Linked DNA regions of Homo sapiens: region 1 is linked to region 2. Evidence: chromatin loops called from intact Hi-C (ENCODE). Cell type or tissue: Calu3. All regions are shown on one strand.

The links. A loop is a pair of places that touch in the nucleus more often than their neighbours do. Peaks named below come from ENCODE experiments on the same cell type or tissue, not always from the same donor. Only the 100,000 strongest peaks of a DNase experiment are listed, where the experiment ranks them.
Region 1: a loop joins it to region 2, with 9 times the contacts of the local background. A loop is called at or near these places in 3 of 110 quality-filtered maps.

Annotation. Positions count from the first base shown.
Region 1 is chr20:54,677,195-54,685,194 of GRCh38, reverse strand. No RefSeq gene overlaps it. Among named protein-coding and RNA genes, the nearest start is that of DOK5, 210 kb to the right of the region's middle. In Calu3, a CTCF peak has its summit at 4,153 (motif pointing left); a DNase peak (open chromatin) is centred at 4,174.
Region 2 is chr20:56,573,735-56,581,734 of GRCh38, reverse strand. It overlaps LINC01716 (long intergenic non-protein coding RNA 1716), which reads right to left and starts at 4,172. Exons shown (of 6, transcript NR_136537.1): 1 at 4,123-4,172; 2 at 3,785-3,993; 3 at 2,182-2,344; 4 at 1,400-1,534. In Calu3, a CTCF peak has its summit at 4,034 (motif pointing right); a DNase peak (open chromatin) is centred at 4,044.

The DNA of each region.
Region 1 (8,000 bases), 1.9 Mb after region 2:
TAGCTAAAATGATGGGATTTTGCATAGGTTCCTGACAGAGACTGTTTGATTGATGTTCCATACATTGCTGATTCAAATCACATTAAGAGGAAATCAGAAGTGTCCTGTTATGCAACTTTGATTTATAAAACATTTGAATCCAGGTGAACTTGATTGGAGAAGCCTTGGGTTTATCCCCTAACTAAAAGATTTCAAAGAAAAGCTCATAAAACTCCTCCCTGCATCTATAAAAATACTTTCAGATGAGTCCAGTTTCACCAGTAAGTTACGGTCAACTTTTAATAGATGGTCGATTAAGAGGATACTTACGGTAGAACAAATAGATTTGCAGCCAACTTTTAAAATTTTTGGCCAAAAATACCTGAGCATTTCCCTGATGTGGACAAACTATGCTCCACAGAAACTTAAAAAAAAAAGATTAGTTAAAATAGAATCTGAAAATCTGTTTTCAATAAGAGCTATTTTTGCAGAAATCTCCATCTTAAAAACATGTCCACACATGCACGCATGCACACACACACACACACACACACACTTTCTATCTAAAACATCCTGCGATCTTATTGTGAATCTCCTCTTTAATTCTCCATGCTTCTAAAAATACACGTAGTCCTTCATTAACACCAGAAGGCTCTCTCCTGAGTCATTTTACATTTGTGGAGAAACGAGCATGGTGTGTAATGATGAACACCAGCCCTTCCCATGTGTTCTTATGGAGCAATACATTTATCAGGACATCTGAAAAGTCATTTTGCCTTGCTCAGGTGATCTGTTCCCTCTCCAGCCTTCCCCCTACCATCTCAAGCATCTCTGCTATTACCTCCTGCCTAGGAAAGGGAGAGTGTAAGTTACCACACTGCTAAGACATACAAGGGAGCCTATGGGGTGTGTCAGAGCCTCAAAGGGTTTCTGGGCTCCCATTTTTTCTTCCACAATGAGTTTACTACTTTCATAGATAAATAAATTGAGGAATAGGGATCTGTGTGTAGCAAAGCTTTAATGAAAAGGGGGCTTATAGACACTGACTCCAATTATTTTCAAATGATATGTATAACATACACCTAACTGTATGTATATATGAATATATATGCATACCTAGATATATACACATAACTTCACATGCGTGTGCTTGCATGCACACACACACACACTCACACACCATGTTCTCCATTAGAAAAAATGAGAAAAATAAATGAGCCTTTGAAAATGCCAAAGTACTAGATCATACCTCTTCTCAAAACCCTCCAGAAACCTCATATTGCACTCCAAACAAGACACAAAAGCCCTACCAGGGTTTGCAAAGCCCTATATAGCTTCCTTGTTCCTACCTTCATTTCACCAGCATCCTTTTCTAGCAGTTTCTCCTTGCTACCTTCATCACAGCTGCACTGGATTCTTTGCTGTTGCTCTAACGCATTCCTCCTAAACCTACCTCGGGACCTTTGCACTTTTTGCTCCCCCTGCCTGGAATGTTCCAGCTCTTAAGAACTACTTGGCTCACTCCCTCAGCTCTCTGCTCAGGTTTCCCTGATCACCCCTTTCCCTCACTTCATTTTTCCCCTAGCCTTATTGCTACCTGACACATTATTTAGGTACCATTTATTACCTGTACCCACTCCCATTCTAATAAATTGCCCATGGCAGCAGGAACATTATCTTGCTTATCTTAAATCCACAGTGCCCAGAAGAGTGTCAGGGAGGCTCTCAAGGTTTGTTGAATGAATGAGGCTCAGCCTGGTGCAACTGGACTAGACTACTGCCAACCACAAAGCTCGGCACAGGCAGGGATTTGAAAATGGCAATTCACCCATCCCCCCTGCCAAGAGGGAAAGACCACACCTGAGCCTTGTAGCTGAACCCAAGCTCATGCCCTGAAAGTAAAATCATGGGTAACATCGCAGTCCAGAACAGACAGCTCAGAGAGCCAGCCGCTTTGGCAAACAGCCCTTTCAGTACAGCCTGTTTGGGAAGTTCTAGATGCCAGATTATTACCAAGCAGGCCAGTGAGATCCTCAGACCTGCAGGTATGTGGTACCCAGTGAGCAGGGGTCAGTGGGGCCTCCCCGCTAGCTGGCTGCACACTCCTTTGTACTGGGGAATGCATCCCTGGTTTTCAGTCTTGGCATTTCTTGCTAGGAAGGTCAGCTGAAACCTCCAGAAGCTAGACCCACTAATAACAAACACAGAGGCACAAGTTGAGCAATAAACTTGACCAGCTGATTGCAGACAAGGAGTCTTATGGGCAAGGTGCACATCAAAATTACAGTCAGGAGGCAATAGTTGAAGCTTATGGGCAGAATGCGACAGAGTGGAGGATGCCCATGCCACCTGGGCCCGCCCTGTGACTGCCCAGCAGAACCCCCTGGGACAAAGAACGGTGCCACCTCTCTCCAGCCAGATGCTAGAGGCAGGTCTCCTGGTCTGTATCTTTCGCTCGCTCTCCCCATTCTTCTACCCCTCCCCACCCCAGCAGGGTCCAGGTCTGCTCAAAGAAGGGGGTTTTGGTGCAGATATGCAGACAAGAAGCAGGCTTGCCTGGATTTTTTTTTTCCAGTGGGAGCTCCAGCAGGCTTGGAAATAGCTGGTCCCTAGCATCACCTTTCCATTCAATAGCAAAGCAGTGGAGGAGAGAGGGAGAGAGATGGAGAGACACTGGTCTGTGAGGAGCCAATGGCGAAGGGCAAGAAATGCTCCACAAACGAAGAACACAGTATTTATTCCCACTGGGGGAAGAGAAGCAGGTTCTGAATATACACAAATAAGAACCAGAATTGGGTAAAGCAGTGAAAAGTAGGAGGAAGAAAATAGAATTGGGGCTAGGAGGAGGATCTCAGCCCCCCAGTGCCTTGTGCAGGAGAGAAATGAAGCACAGGTCAGCACATGTGAGCGGTATACACGAAGCAGATCACTTTAACACTCATTCCTGACATCAAAGGGGATGGAGCGAGTCCTGCTGCACACTTTGCACTTGCTGGCCTCAGACCAAGCACTTCTCAGGCAGTTCCTCACCCCCGGCACAGGAGCTGGCGCCCATCATCCTTCCCACGTCAAAGAAGAGGGCACAAAGTCAGAGCCAGCCAGGGACAAGCTGAGCTGAAGAGGCAGAAGAAAGATCTGCCTGTTTTCCAGAAGAGCCGCACCCATCTCTTGCCTTTTCAAGTGCCTTTCCCCTGCCCCCTGAACTTATTCTCCTTCTTTGCACAGCTCCTGCCCAACCTCTTCCTTCATGCTGAGAAGGATGACGGTGAGAAAAAAACATATGGTGCCCAGAACAGTCCTATTTCTCTTTCTCAAGAGAAAAGCTGCAGGGGAAACAGGGGACAGGCTTATCCAGCTTCCTTCCAGAAGGGGCCAGACCAGTGCCTGTGTAAGCAAGAAGAAAAAAAAAAAAAAGGAAGGAGAAAACAAAAAGAAAATAATTTCTGCAAAGAAATTTGGACCGTTAGAACTGTTACTTGCTGTGAGGGCTGGCAATGCCCTCCTAAGGAACTGTCTGGATTCAATGCTGTGTTTTTGGAGTGGAAAAAAATCTACATGGGGTCAAAGAAATAAATGACAATTTTAAACTCTGCCTGCTGACTGTCCCTCCTTCTGCGGCCACAGCTGGTCACAGCTCTGGCTTTTGTCCCCTGCTGACTGGCCTCTGACAAATCCAATGCCCATTCACCTCTGGCTGGGTGCTCTTGGGCTGAGCTTCTGAAAACTTATCTGTTTAAAATAGTTCCATATTCTATTTGTTATAAACAGGTTTTCTGCAGCAGGTCTTCTGTTGAAATCCATATGCCTTGAGAAGCTGGAATATGGAAGAGGAAGCTCATTTTTTTTCTCCTCACTCTCAGCATAGTTCTCTGACCACCTATTAACTCATGCTTCTTTTCAGCGATGCTTCCAGAGACAATCCTTAGAATAATACAGATGTTCTCCTTGTATACAGTTTGCCTAGCAACCGCAGCAGACATAAACATTACGGGCTTGGCGTGGCACAAACTGAAGTAAGTGCCATAAGATAAATAGGAAAGGAAAAGTGTGTAAGCTGTTTTTATTTTATTAGCTTTAATAAACCTAGGCTTAGGCGGGGATCAGACAATCCAGCCAGCATCATTAAACAAAGAAAGTTGCTCATTTTTTTGCGCCTTTTTTTTTTCCAAATGAGAACATCGCCACCTGGCGGGAAATGTCTTCACCAGCAATTTCTGAAACAACGCAAAAGACAAAATTAAACCCAAACCTGACCACAGAGGTTAGCTGCCGGCAGCGAGAACGAACTCCAGACAATAGAAGGAGGTCAGGTTTCAAATTACTCGCTGACCTTTTAGAGTCCCTTATATATATCTGGTTCCCAGGAGATCAATCTCCTACAAACTCTTTGTTCTACTACAACGCTTGTCTTTCCTAGATATGGTCTTCCAGAAACACCTGTTCTAGCTGCTACTTACTCCTATTTTACCTATTATTTAATGGCTCGTACACTACCCACCTTCTTGAGTTCATCAAAACCCCCACATCTGTTTGCTTTCTCCCTCCTGTGACGTTCTAATACTCCGTGCATGCCAAAAGATGGACAATCAATAATCAATCAATCGATAATGATCAATAATAATTAATAGGAAAAAGATTTCCCAGTATCTGTTGCATAGGCAAAGGGAGATTAAAAAACAATCTGCTCATTGCTCCTGAGCTATTGGAATTTTCTCCTTAACTAAGGTATGAGCTCCTGGAGCTCTTAAATGTCTATGCCAAGGTCTCAAGCCAGAAGCCACAGCGACAATCCGGCCTGGAGATAGGTGTGGTTTTGACGTGCACACTGTAAAAACAAAACAATATCCATTGTTTCAAAATCAGATTTCACATAAAAATGTGGATTATCACAATTTCTTTTCTTTGTTTTTAATTTTTAGAGACGGTCTTGTTATGTTGCTCAGGCTGATCTTGAACTCCTGGGCTCAAGTGATCCTCCTGCTTCAGCCTCCCAAGTAGCTCGGATTATAGGCATGTGCCGGCAACCCCACCTCAGGATTTCTATAATTTCTAAAAACTCTTAATACCTGCCAAAGCTGACTCCACAGGGAGCAGACTTGTTCCCATTTTTCCACAGTCCCCAGCATATTCTGTTGTCTCATTAATGCTGAGTCTGAATTTCAGTTGTTGCTCTGAGCTTTTTCTTACATTTGAGAAATATGTTTTATATCTATGTCTCTACTGAAAGTAGGAAATAGTGGCCGGGCGCGGTGGCTCACGCCTGTAATCCCAGCACTTTGGGAGGCTGAGGCGGGCGGTTCACGAGGTCAGGAGATCAAGACCATCCTAGCTAACATGGTGAAACCCCGTCTCTACTAAAAATACAAAAAAAAAAAAAAAATTAGCTGGGCGTGGTGGCGGGCCCCTGTAGTCCCAGCTACTCGGGAGGCTGAGGCAGGAGAATGGCGTGAACCCAGGAGGCGGAGCTTGCAGTGAGCCAAGATGGCACCACTGCACTCCAGCCTGGGCGACTCTGTCTCAAAAAAAAAGAAAAGAAAAGAAAAAGGAAGTAGGAAATAGTAATAGCCCAAACAGAGCATATATTCAAAAAAATGATGGCAGAAAGCCTATTTCTTGGGAATCATATCCATATAATACACACACATACAATGCACTTTATTTCTTTGTGTTAACGCCTCTGTGAGCATTTGAATTCCCAAGCCCTGGTTTGCAGTAAGAAGCTCTATACCTCCCACAAGAGTTTTGTTCAAAATGCTTTCCCTGCCCAGCCCAGGCCTCTGCTCCTTCCTCGCTTTGCCTATGCAACAGACACTGGAAACTCTTTTTCTTATTTATTCATTGATTGTTATTGATTATTATTGAGGATTGATTGTACAGATGGGGTCTCGCTTTGTTGCCCAGGCTGATTTCAAACTCCTGGCTTAAGTGATCCTCCCATCTCAGCTTCCCAAAGTGTTGGGAATGCAGGTGTGAGCCACAACCATTTTTATCTTGTCTATTCATTTATGTATTATATAAATTAATTCTCAGTAAGAATTAGCTATTGTTAAAACTCCAAGGATGCAGCTACATCGCACTTTTCCATCGCTCCTGCTTGGAATGTTCTTCAAGATTGCACATGAGCTAGGTGCGGTGGCTCATGCCTGTAACCCCAACACTTTGGGAGGTCCAGGCAGAAGGATTACTTGAACCCAGGAGGTCAAGGCTGCAGTGATCTACGATCATGCCACTGCACTCCAGCCTGGGTGACAAAGCCAGACCCTGTCTCAAAGAAAAAAGATTTTATATGACACCCTCTTTCCCCAACACATAAAAACACTCCTCCTCCATGTTCTACCATTTGACTATAACTTTTTCATGAAACTTATTACTGTCAGATATTTCTTTTCTTATTTTAAAAATCATTCCGTGTTTCATTTTAAAACCATCAGTTATTTCTATTTGATTATTTGTTTATCATCTGTCTCACTGGAGTGAAGATATCCACAAGAATAGGAAATTCCTGGTACTTTGCAGACTTCAATAAATATTTCTCAATAAATGAATCTAGGAATCTTTTTTTTTTATTATTTCACACTAGAGAAGACAAGGAAAGGAGACAACTCATTCCTGCATAATTCACAGAGAGAACTTAGTATCCCACACCTGAGGTCATTCTGACAATACCAGTTTGCTATGACTGCAGCAGTGAGAGAAACATCCTTACTCAAATTTCAGTTGCTGCCCACCTGTCTGTGCTTACTGACACTGCAGCAGAGCTGTGCTTCTGCTTGCCTTCTCTATGAAGGTGTGTGCAGCTGCAGTATACATCAATGTCTTCATCAGCTCACTATGCACTGGAGAACCATGAGCTCAATGTTTAATGAAGATGAACGTATTTATTTATTTATATGCTCTCTTTCCAAAAAGGATAGAAGCAGAATGTTAATTGAATGAAAGGAAACACAATTCCACTTAGATTATTTTTTCAGACTTAGGGATTAATTTTTTAGATCAATTAATCAAATTATCGAAGTAATGTATTAGTACTAATTAGAGATTAAATCCCTTTGACTTAAAACGATACCCCCTTTTATAATGGGTGTCACCTCCATGTCTTCTGTCTCAAACAGGGACTTCCAGTATTGCTGAAATTTTCTGTGCCCTAAAAGTTGAAAAGAGTTGGCTAAGGTGCTGGACCACAGAGGACAATCAAATGAAGCAGAAGTTATCTCAGTGGTACCCAACAGCCCCTTCTTAGTGCTTTAGCAAAGGACCCTAGGACCTTTGCACAACCCAGCTGATGTGGGAGCCCTGATGGTAGCTGATATCCATTTATCTAGCCATCCAGCTGGATGGGGGCCTAGACAGGAATTTCATTTAATTGGAAGGAAAGTTAAAAATGTCTCTTTCTGGTCTGTCCAAGCTTGCAGACTGAGAGCCATCCCTACTGTACAATTTAACCAGGACAGAGGTATGTGGAAACCCACTCCCACCCTAGCCCTTATTCCTCTGTCATGTCAACAGAGCCAAGTGCCAGGATCAGGGACATGGCCATCTCCCTTGGGAAAGGGTGTGGCTTTCCATTTGAGAGGGACAGAACTGTGATGCCGGGCTGAGCAGAAGAAAATCATGTCCAAGCAACCACCACATCTCACCTGGAAGACCAGACTTGCCTCCTCCCTGATCTCCAGGCTGCCACCCTCTCCCCTAGGGGTTCCTCTCCACAAAAGAGGGATCCTTTTAAAATCAGGCCACCACTCTCTCCTCCTCAAGCCTTCCGGTGGCTTCTCATCAAACACAGGAAAAGAAAATCCCTGTGGTCCTCACAGCAGCTGGCACCTGACTCTTTCCACTTCTGCCCCTTCCTCTACAGCCACCCTGGCCTTCCTGCCCTAGGACCTTTGCTCTTACTGTTCCTTCTACTTGAAAAGCCCAGCCCCTCAAAACTTCTCCCAGCCCACTTCTTGTGTTTTTTTTTTTTTTTTAATTTTTTTACAGATCTCAGGAAGGTCTTTCTTGGCCAGTTTATTTAAAATAGT
Region 2 (8,000 bases):
ATTTTCTTTTTTTTCATAAATAATATCTTAGTTATTTGTCTTAGTTATTAGTCTTAGTTATTTGTCTTCATTTTCAAAGAGCCAACTTCTGGTTTTGTTGATACTCTGAGTGCATTCTAATTAATTTCTACTATTATTTTTATCATTCTCTTTCATTTTCTTTGGATTTACTCTGGTGTCCTTTTCTAATTTGTTGAGTTGAAACTTTAACTCATTATTTTTTGGTCTTTCTTCCTGATTATATATGTGCATTTATTTAAGGCCATATATTTTCTCTTAGGTACAACCTTACCTGCCTCCCACGCATTTAACTAGGTAGGGTTTTCATTGTCCTTCAGTTCTAGGTATTTTCCCATTTACATTGTGATTTCCTCTTTGATTGTGACCTATTTAGAGGCTTGTCTTTAAACTTCCAAATGTATAGAATGTTTTTGGATTCTTGATATAGCTTTATATAAAAACATAATAAAGTTTGAATCACAAGAACAAATTGAACTATATTCAGCTGGCAAAACTCAGTTATACATTTTAAAACATTTTATAGCAAAGAAAATGTTGGCTGGGCATGGTACTCACGCTTGTAATCCAAGCACTTTGGGAGGCCAAGGCGGGCAGATCACCTGAGGTCAGGAGTTCGACACCAGCCCGGCCAACATGGTGAAACCCTGTCTCTACTAAAAATACAAAAATTAGCTGGGCATGGTGGTGCATGCCTGTAATCCTAGCTACTTGGGAGGCTGAGGGGGGAAAATCACTTGAACCCGGGAGGCAGAGGTTGCAGTGAGCTGAGATCACGCCATTGCACTCCAGCCTGGGCAATAGAGCAAGATTCTGTCTCAAACAAAACAAAACAAAAAAAAAGAAAACCTTTCAGATGTGTGCAGCAGGTGCATTTTGTTATGGTTTACAGGTTGTGGGGTGTCAGTAAGTAAAGTATGAATGTGTAGATCCTACAAAGATCTTCAACTGATCTTGAGGGGTTGGAAATAAGTCTAAGGCAGACATGAGTTACTGTGGGAGATAAAAGATGACCCCTGGTTCCAAAGAACCTAGAAACAATGTGGACAGGAAAGAAAACAGCTAAGTTCATCATCCTTTATCCCCTCACTTCTCCATCCATGGAGAACTGTTTTCCCAGGTCCAGCCTGCCTTCTGCGAAAGGATTCCTCTTTTTTCACATACCCAGGCCTAGTTAGAAATGCTCCCGAGGGAGTGTCCACAGGGGTTGGGGCGCAGGGAGGGATGCCCCAGGCTGGTCTCTTCGAGTGGATGCCAGGTAGTCCCGCAGTCAGACACTCGGGAGGGCCGGCCAGTGGTCGGCGTCGGGTTGTGGACCTGCATCTGCCGGGGATCCAGGCCTAGGTAGCCTCTCAGTGATGTTTCCCCCCAACCCACCCACCTTGTTCTTTTTGACGCTCTCAGGGGCTCCTGGAGCAGACTTTTTGTTCTGAATTAAATGGTGGTTTTGCCAGCAACCTTCAGGGCTGGGGTATTTCCAGCAAGGGATGCCCCGACTCCTCTTCCCACGGGTGTACTGTGGACGGAGAAGACACAGCCCAGGTGCAGTCAGGTCTCTTCCCCTCACACTGGAGCCACTGGGCCTTCCCTCCTCCATTTCTACAGCAGAGAAGGGTGGGAGCAGCTGTGGGATGGGGGTGGCCACCCCAAATAACTGCAGTGATAACAATAATATAAATGAAACAAAATTAGGCGAGGCTGTGTTCAAAGTGAGAAGGAAAAGACCCTTATTTGGGCCCTAACCGTGCCAAGGTTCTGAAGCAGGAGCTTCGGCTGCTTGAATAAACCCTGTGGGTGCCCAGTGCCCACTGTCCTGAATCCTTCATTTCCCTTGCCAAAAAGCAATGCATGAGGGTCGTTGGTTCTCTCTAGAACACAGAGAAGTAAACTCTGAAGACGGCCCTCCTAAAGATCTGTCCTTTCTTACACCCTTTATTAACCCTCCTGAGAAGCTCAAATGTTCTTGTAATGCCACACGGGACCAGCTGTGAGCGCAGGGTCTGGAGGCCAGTGGAGACAGGGCAAGTCCTCACCCACCCCTCCCAGCCTTGCGCATGTCACGTCACCTCCCTGAGCCTCAGAGTCCTCATTTGCAAAATGGAAATAAACCTCCCTGCAAGGCTGCTGGGATGATGAAATGAGGTAAGGTTATAAAATACATACCTCTGTGGTCACACTATGAAAATGAGCACTTTGGTCAGAAGAAGCTCTTTGGACAGATGGCCACGACCTCAGACACACAGTTCCCCAGTAGGGAGCAGCTACTGAAAATTGCTGAGTGACCCTGGGCCGGGCCCCACCTCTTTCAGGATCTCAGCTTCCTCTCCTGTAAAGCAAAAAATTGCTGGGCGAGAGCTCCACTAAATTCCTGAAATTCTGTACACCTGGGACATGACCTGGAGCACACAGCCCCGCTCACAGGCTCTCTGGATGCCTGTTCATCAGCAGGAAGAAGGAGCTGGGCTTCCAAAGCACCATGGCTTCTGTCCTCACTGGCCGTTTCTGCATCTCATTCTGGGGTGCCTGCCTGGCACCTCCGGCCCTAACACTGTCCAGCCTTCCGCTGGAGCTAGAGCCTTGGGCTCACTGCTGACCTGGGGAGTGGAAGTCCTGCATTTTGAACAGAGCCTTGAGAATTCTTGCTTTCTTTCTTTTATTATTATTATTTTTTTGAGACGGGGTTTCGCTGTTGTTGCCCAGGCTGGAGTACAATGGCACAATCTCAGCTCACCACAACCTCCGCCTCCCGGGTTCAAGTGATTCTCCTGCCACAGCCTCCCAAGTAGCTGGGACTACAGGCATGCACCACTATGCCCAGCTAATTTTGTGTTTTTAGTAGACACGGGGCTTCTCCATGTTGGTCAGGCTGGTCTCAAACTCCCGACCGGTGATCCGCCTGCCTTGGCCTCCCAGAGTGCTGGGATTACAGGTGTGAGCCACTGTGCCTGGCCCGAGAAATCTTGCTTTCTACCTGCTTTTCTCTGAGCCTCAGTTTCTTCCTCCCTAAGATAAGGTGGTTAGACATTTACTTATTATAATTTTTTTTTTTTAATAGAAATGGAGGTCTCACCATGATGCCCAGACTGGTCTCAAACTCCTGGCCTCAAGCAATCCTCTCCCAAAGTGCTGGGATTACAAGTGTGAGCCACTGTACCCAGCCCCTATTTTTTTTGTTTGTTTGTTTGTTTGAAACGGAGTCTCACTCTGTCACCCAGGCTGGAGTGCAGTGGTGCGATCTCGGCTCACTGCAATCTCTGCCTCCCGGGTTCAAGCAATTCTCCTGCCTCAGCCTCTTGAGTAGCTGGGACTTCAGGCACACGCCGCCACACTCAGCTAATTTTTTTTTTTTTTTTTTTAGAGATGGGGTTTCACCATATTGCCCAGGCTGGTCTCAAACTCCTGAGCTCAGGCAACCTGCCCGCCTCGGCCTCCCAAAATGCTGGAATTACAGGCTTGAGCCACTGCGCCTGGCCTTTTATTTATTATTTTTTTGAGACAGAGTCTCACTCTGTCGCCAGGCTGGAGTGCAGTGGTGCGATCTCAGCTCACTACAACCTCCACCTCCTGGGTTCATGCCATTTTCCTGCCTCAGCCTCCCAAGTAGCTAGGATTACAGGTGCCCGCCACCATGCCTGGCTAATTTTTTGTATTTTTAGTAGAGACGGGGTTTCACCGTGTTAGCCAGGATGGTCTCGATCTCCTGACCTCGTGATCCGCCTGCCTCGGCCTCCCAAAGTGCTGGGATTACAGGCGTGAGCCACTGCACCTGGCTGACAGCTGCCATTTCTTACTGGGTCTTCACTGTGAGAGATGAGTGTGTTGCTGTCCCCATGAGTCGGATACAGAACCTGAATCCTCTTTGGTCATATGGCTGGGAGTGCAGGAACCGGGACTTGAACTCAGGCCTATAGACCCTGAACTTTGGTGGGAGGAGAGACCTGGGTCCAAATCCTGTCTCCACAAGTACACGGAGCCCTGGGAAAGCAAGATGGGAGATGTGCAGTCCTTAGGTTTGGCCACATGATGGCAAGCTGACCCCAGGCATGTGTTCCTAGGCCTTGCCATCAAAGAGGCACAAATGTGTGTTGACTCCCCAGCCCATACCTTATTTTCTCTCTCCAGTCCTGAATCTGGTTTTGCAGGGATTGCAATGATCTTTAAAATAAAATAAAATAAAATAAAATAAGATCAGGGATTATGTTAAAGTCTCTCGGGACTTCTCATCATATTGAGAATAAAATCAACAAATCCAGGTAAGACCTGGCCCCTGCACACCCTTCCTCCTCCACGTTCTTCCATCCTGCAGGCAGCCTGCCTGCTCCGGGACAACTGTGGGTGAGCAATGGCTCAGCTGGCTCAACTGATAAATTTGGAGGTTGGGCCCTGGGTGGTCCAGGGATTCTCCCATCCTGCCATCCTATAGTTCCATGATTTGGAGACTGAGAGTCTTGTGTATGCTGATAAAATTAACCGCTCCAGGCCAATAACATGAAACTTGAAGCTCTGGTTTGAGAGTGATTTCATTCGTTCATTCATTTATTCATCAAAGTCTTTTTTTTTTTTTTTGAGACTGAGTTTTGCTCTTGTCGCCCAGGCTGGAGTGCAATGGCGTGATCTTGGCTCACTGCAACCTCCGTCTCCTGGGTCCAAGCAATTCTCCTGCCTCAGCCTCCCAAGTAGCTGGGACTACAGGCATGCCCCACCATGCCCAGCTAATTTTTTTTTTTTTTTTGAGACGGAGTTTTGCTCTTGTTGCCCAGGCTGGAGTGCAATGGCGCAATCTCGGCTTACTGCAACCTCCGCCTCCCAGGTTCAAGCGATTTTCCTGCCTCAGCCTCCTGAGTAGCTGGGACTACAGGCATGTGCCACTACGCCTGGCTAATTTTGTATTTTTAGTGGAGATGGGATTTCTCCATGTTAGTCAGGCTGGTCTCGAACTCCTGACCTCAGGTGATCTGCCCACCTCAGCCTCCTAAAGTGTTGGGATTACAGGCGTGAGCCACCCCGCCTGGCCTAATTTTTGCATTTTTAGTAGAGATGGGGTTTCACTATGTTGGCCAGGCTGGTCTTGAACTCCTGACCTCAGGTGATTCACCTGCCTAGGCCTCCCAAAGTTCTGGGATTACAGGCGTGAGCCACCACGCCCAGCCATTTATTCATCAAATATTGATCTATCTCCTCCTCTGTGCCCAGCACTTGGGATACCATTAATAGTGGTGCAGAAAGATGTCAAGAGGAGGTCACAGCCACACTCCAGCTCCAGCCGTGTCCTCAGGCCACCCCAAATAACTGTAGTGATAACAATAACATAAATGAAACAAAATTAGGCAAGGCTGTGTTCAAACTTCAGGAGATGGGTTATGATTTAATTTTTGAAAGGCAGAAGCCAATTCTGTAATCTATCATTGGAATAACTGACCACTCATAGAAGAAGGAGGAGGAAGAAGGAGGAGTAGGAGGAGGAGGAGGGCAAGGGGAAGGGGCAGGGGAAGAGGAAGGGAGGAAGAGGACGACGCCAGGTGTGAGCCACCACCCAGCACTTTGAGAGGCTGAGGTGGGTGGATCACTTGAGGTCTGGGGGTGGCACTGGAGGTGGGAGAGGCAGGGAGGGGCTGGCTGGGAAGGGCTGTGTAAACCAAGTTAAGGAGGTTAGCTTCACCTGAAGAGCAATAGGGAGCGTGAAATGGTTTTAAGCAAGGGACTGGCTTGATTTGATTTTTATTCTAGAAAGATCTCAATGGCAGCAGCGTGAAAAATGGGGGCTGTCGATCACTTAGGAGGCTGTCACAGTGTCCAGGCAGGAGCTGATGGTGGCCTGGCCTAGGGTGGCAATGTGAGGATGGAAAAAGTGAGGTCTGAGGAGGGGAGGGTTTAGGGAGGAGGAGGAGGGAATCAAGCTTGGCAGCCAGGCACCAGGTGGAAGGGTGGCACCAGTGCCGGCTCCAAGGGAGACTGGGAGCAAACCAATGTGGAAGGCCCTGGACAGTCTGATTTAGGAAACACTAAGTGTGGAATGCCCAAGAGACAGAACAGGGGTATCCAGCAGGCCACGGACATGTGAGTTGACAGCAAGACCAGAGATGCAATATGGGAGTCTCAGCTTCTAGATTATGTTAAAAACCTTGGCCATGGATGAGACCATCCCATGAGAGTCTAGCTAGAGGGGGACCCAGGGCTTAGCCATGCAGAAAGCCAACATTCAGAGAACAGAAAGAGGAAAAGTTGGAAATGAAGACTGAGAAGAGATGGCCAGGGAGGAGGTGGGAAAGCCATGAGCGTGTTCCAGGAGAGGAGGGAGGAGAGCGCCCTGGGTCCGAGGAAGGAGGCAGGAGGATCAGAGGGAGGAGGCAGGAGGGTCAGAGGGAGGAGGCGGGAAAGCCATGAGCGTGCCCCAGGAGGGGAAGCAGGGGAGCACCCTGGGTCAGCTGCGTCAAGTGCAGCTGGGAAGACCCATCCCGCGAGGACATGGAAGTGCCTGTTGTACTGTGCACCGGGTATTCCTGGTGACCTTGACAAGAGTGAATCTGAGAGGAGGGACAGTGGGTGCCAAAGCCAGCTGGAAGTGGGCTGGAGAATGGACGGGAATTGAGGAAAGGAGGCAGGGGGTGCTGAGAAGTTTGTCTCTGAGGAAAAGCAGGAAAAAAGGTGGAGGGGGTGGTCGGAGGGGTTTCTGTTTTTGTTTTAATCTAGAAGCAGGTCTGTACACTGCTGAGTCACAAGGGAGAGGGAGAGATGGATGAGTCAGGAGAGGGAGAGGATCATTAGAGACTTGTAGTCCTTGAGAAGGTCAAAAGGGGTGGGATGAGGGCGCCCGTGGAGGACTGGCCTTGTGTAAAAGCAGGTGTGCTGTTTCTTCACAAGGGAGGAGAAACCCAGGGGAGAAGGGAACACACAGGGAAGAGAAGGCTGGGCTGGCTATGTGCCTGCACCCTTGGGCCCTGGAACTGGGGGGAAAGCCTCTCGGCATGATGTGGCTTGTTTCTGAAGTCTGAAGCAACTCGCCCAAGAGGTGAGTTGATTTGGCCCAAGAATGGAGACCCAGCCCAATGCAAATGCCATAGCTCACCTGCTCCAACGTTGGCAGCCTTCGGCCCACCTCCCTGCGAAGGCTGCACACAGCGGGTTCCACCCAGCCAGGGGGAAGCCAAACAAGGTCCTGGAGAAACAGTTGTTACCAAGGGCATTCTTTAGCAATCCTTCAGGTCTTGTCTCTGCAGACAGGAGATGAGACATTGACAAAGGGCCCTAATCCTCCCTTAATCCTGCCCACTGCCAACCATGAGCAAACTGCCTGTATTGCTTATTGAGTTACTTAAGAAAAGGTATCAACTGACTTTGGGCATTTAAGGAAGAAAGGGAGGGAGGAAGGGGGGCAGGGAGGACAGAAAGAGGAGCAAAGGAAGAAGATCCCTTAATGTCAGGATGTCTTAAGGGGAGAAGCTTCTGGAGTGACTTGTCCCACCCATCCACACACAGCCAAGCTTTGCAGCAGATGGAGGCACTGGCAGCTGCTCTCTAGCATGGGACCACAGGCCTACCGAGGCTCAGCTTGGAGATGCATCAATAGTCAAATCCTGGTGCAGTGCCTGCCTAAGCTCTGCTCTAAGTCGGCAGTAACTATCACACGTTCCCTGTATTGAGCACCAAGAATCAGGTGCTTCAAATGCTTCTCAACAACTCTGCAGTTACCCTCATTCTGCGGCGAGAAAACCAAGGCTCTGAGAAGGCCAGTGCCTAAGCTTGCCCAGCTAGTGAGAGGTAAACCCCGAATCTGAGCCCCTCTGAAGCAGAGGGAGGCAGGTTTGCAGAGCAGTTATGTGACTCTCTGTGACCAGGCTGCCTGGGTTTGAAGCTTTGACACTTGCTGGTGTGTGATATTAGAAAGGCCACTGTGTCCTCACAAATGGGGGTATGAAAAGGACCTGCCCCACAGGGTTGTTAGGAGGTTGAAATGAGTTCATACTAATAAAATTCACAGAAAA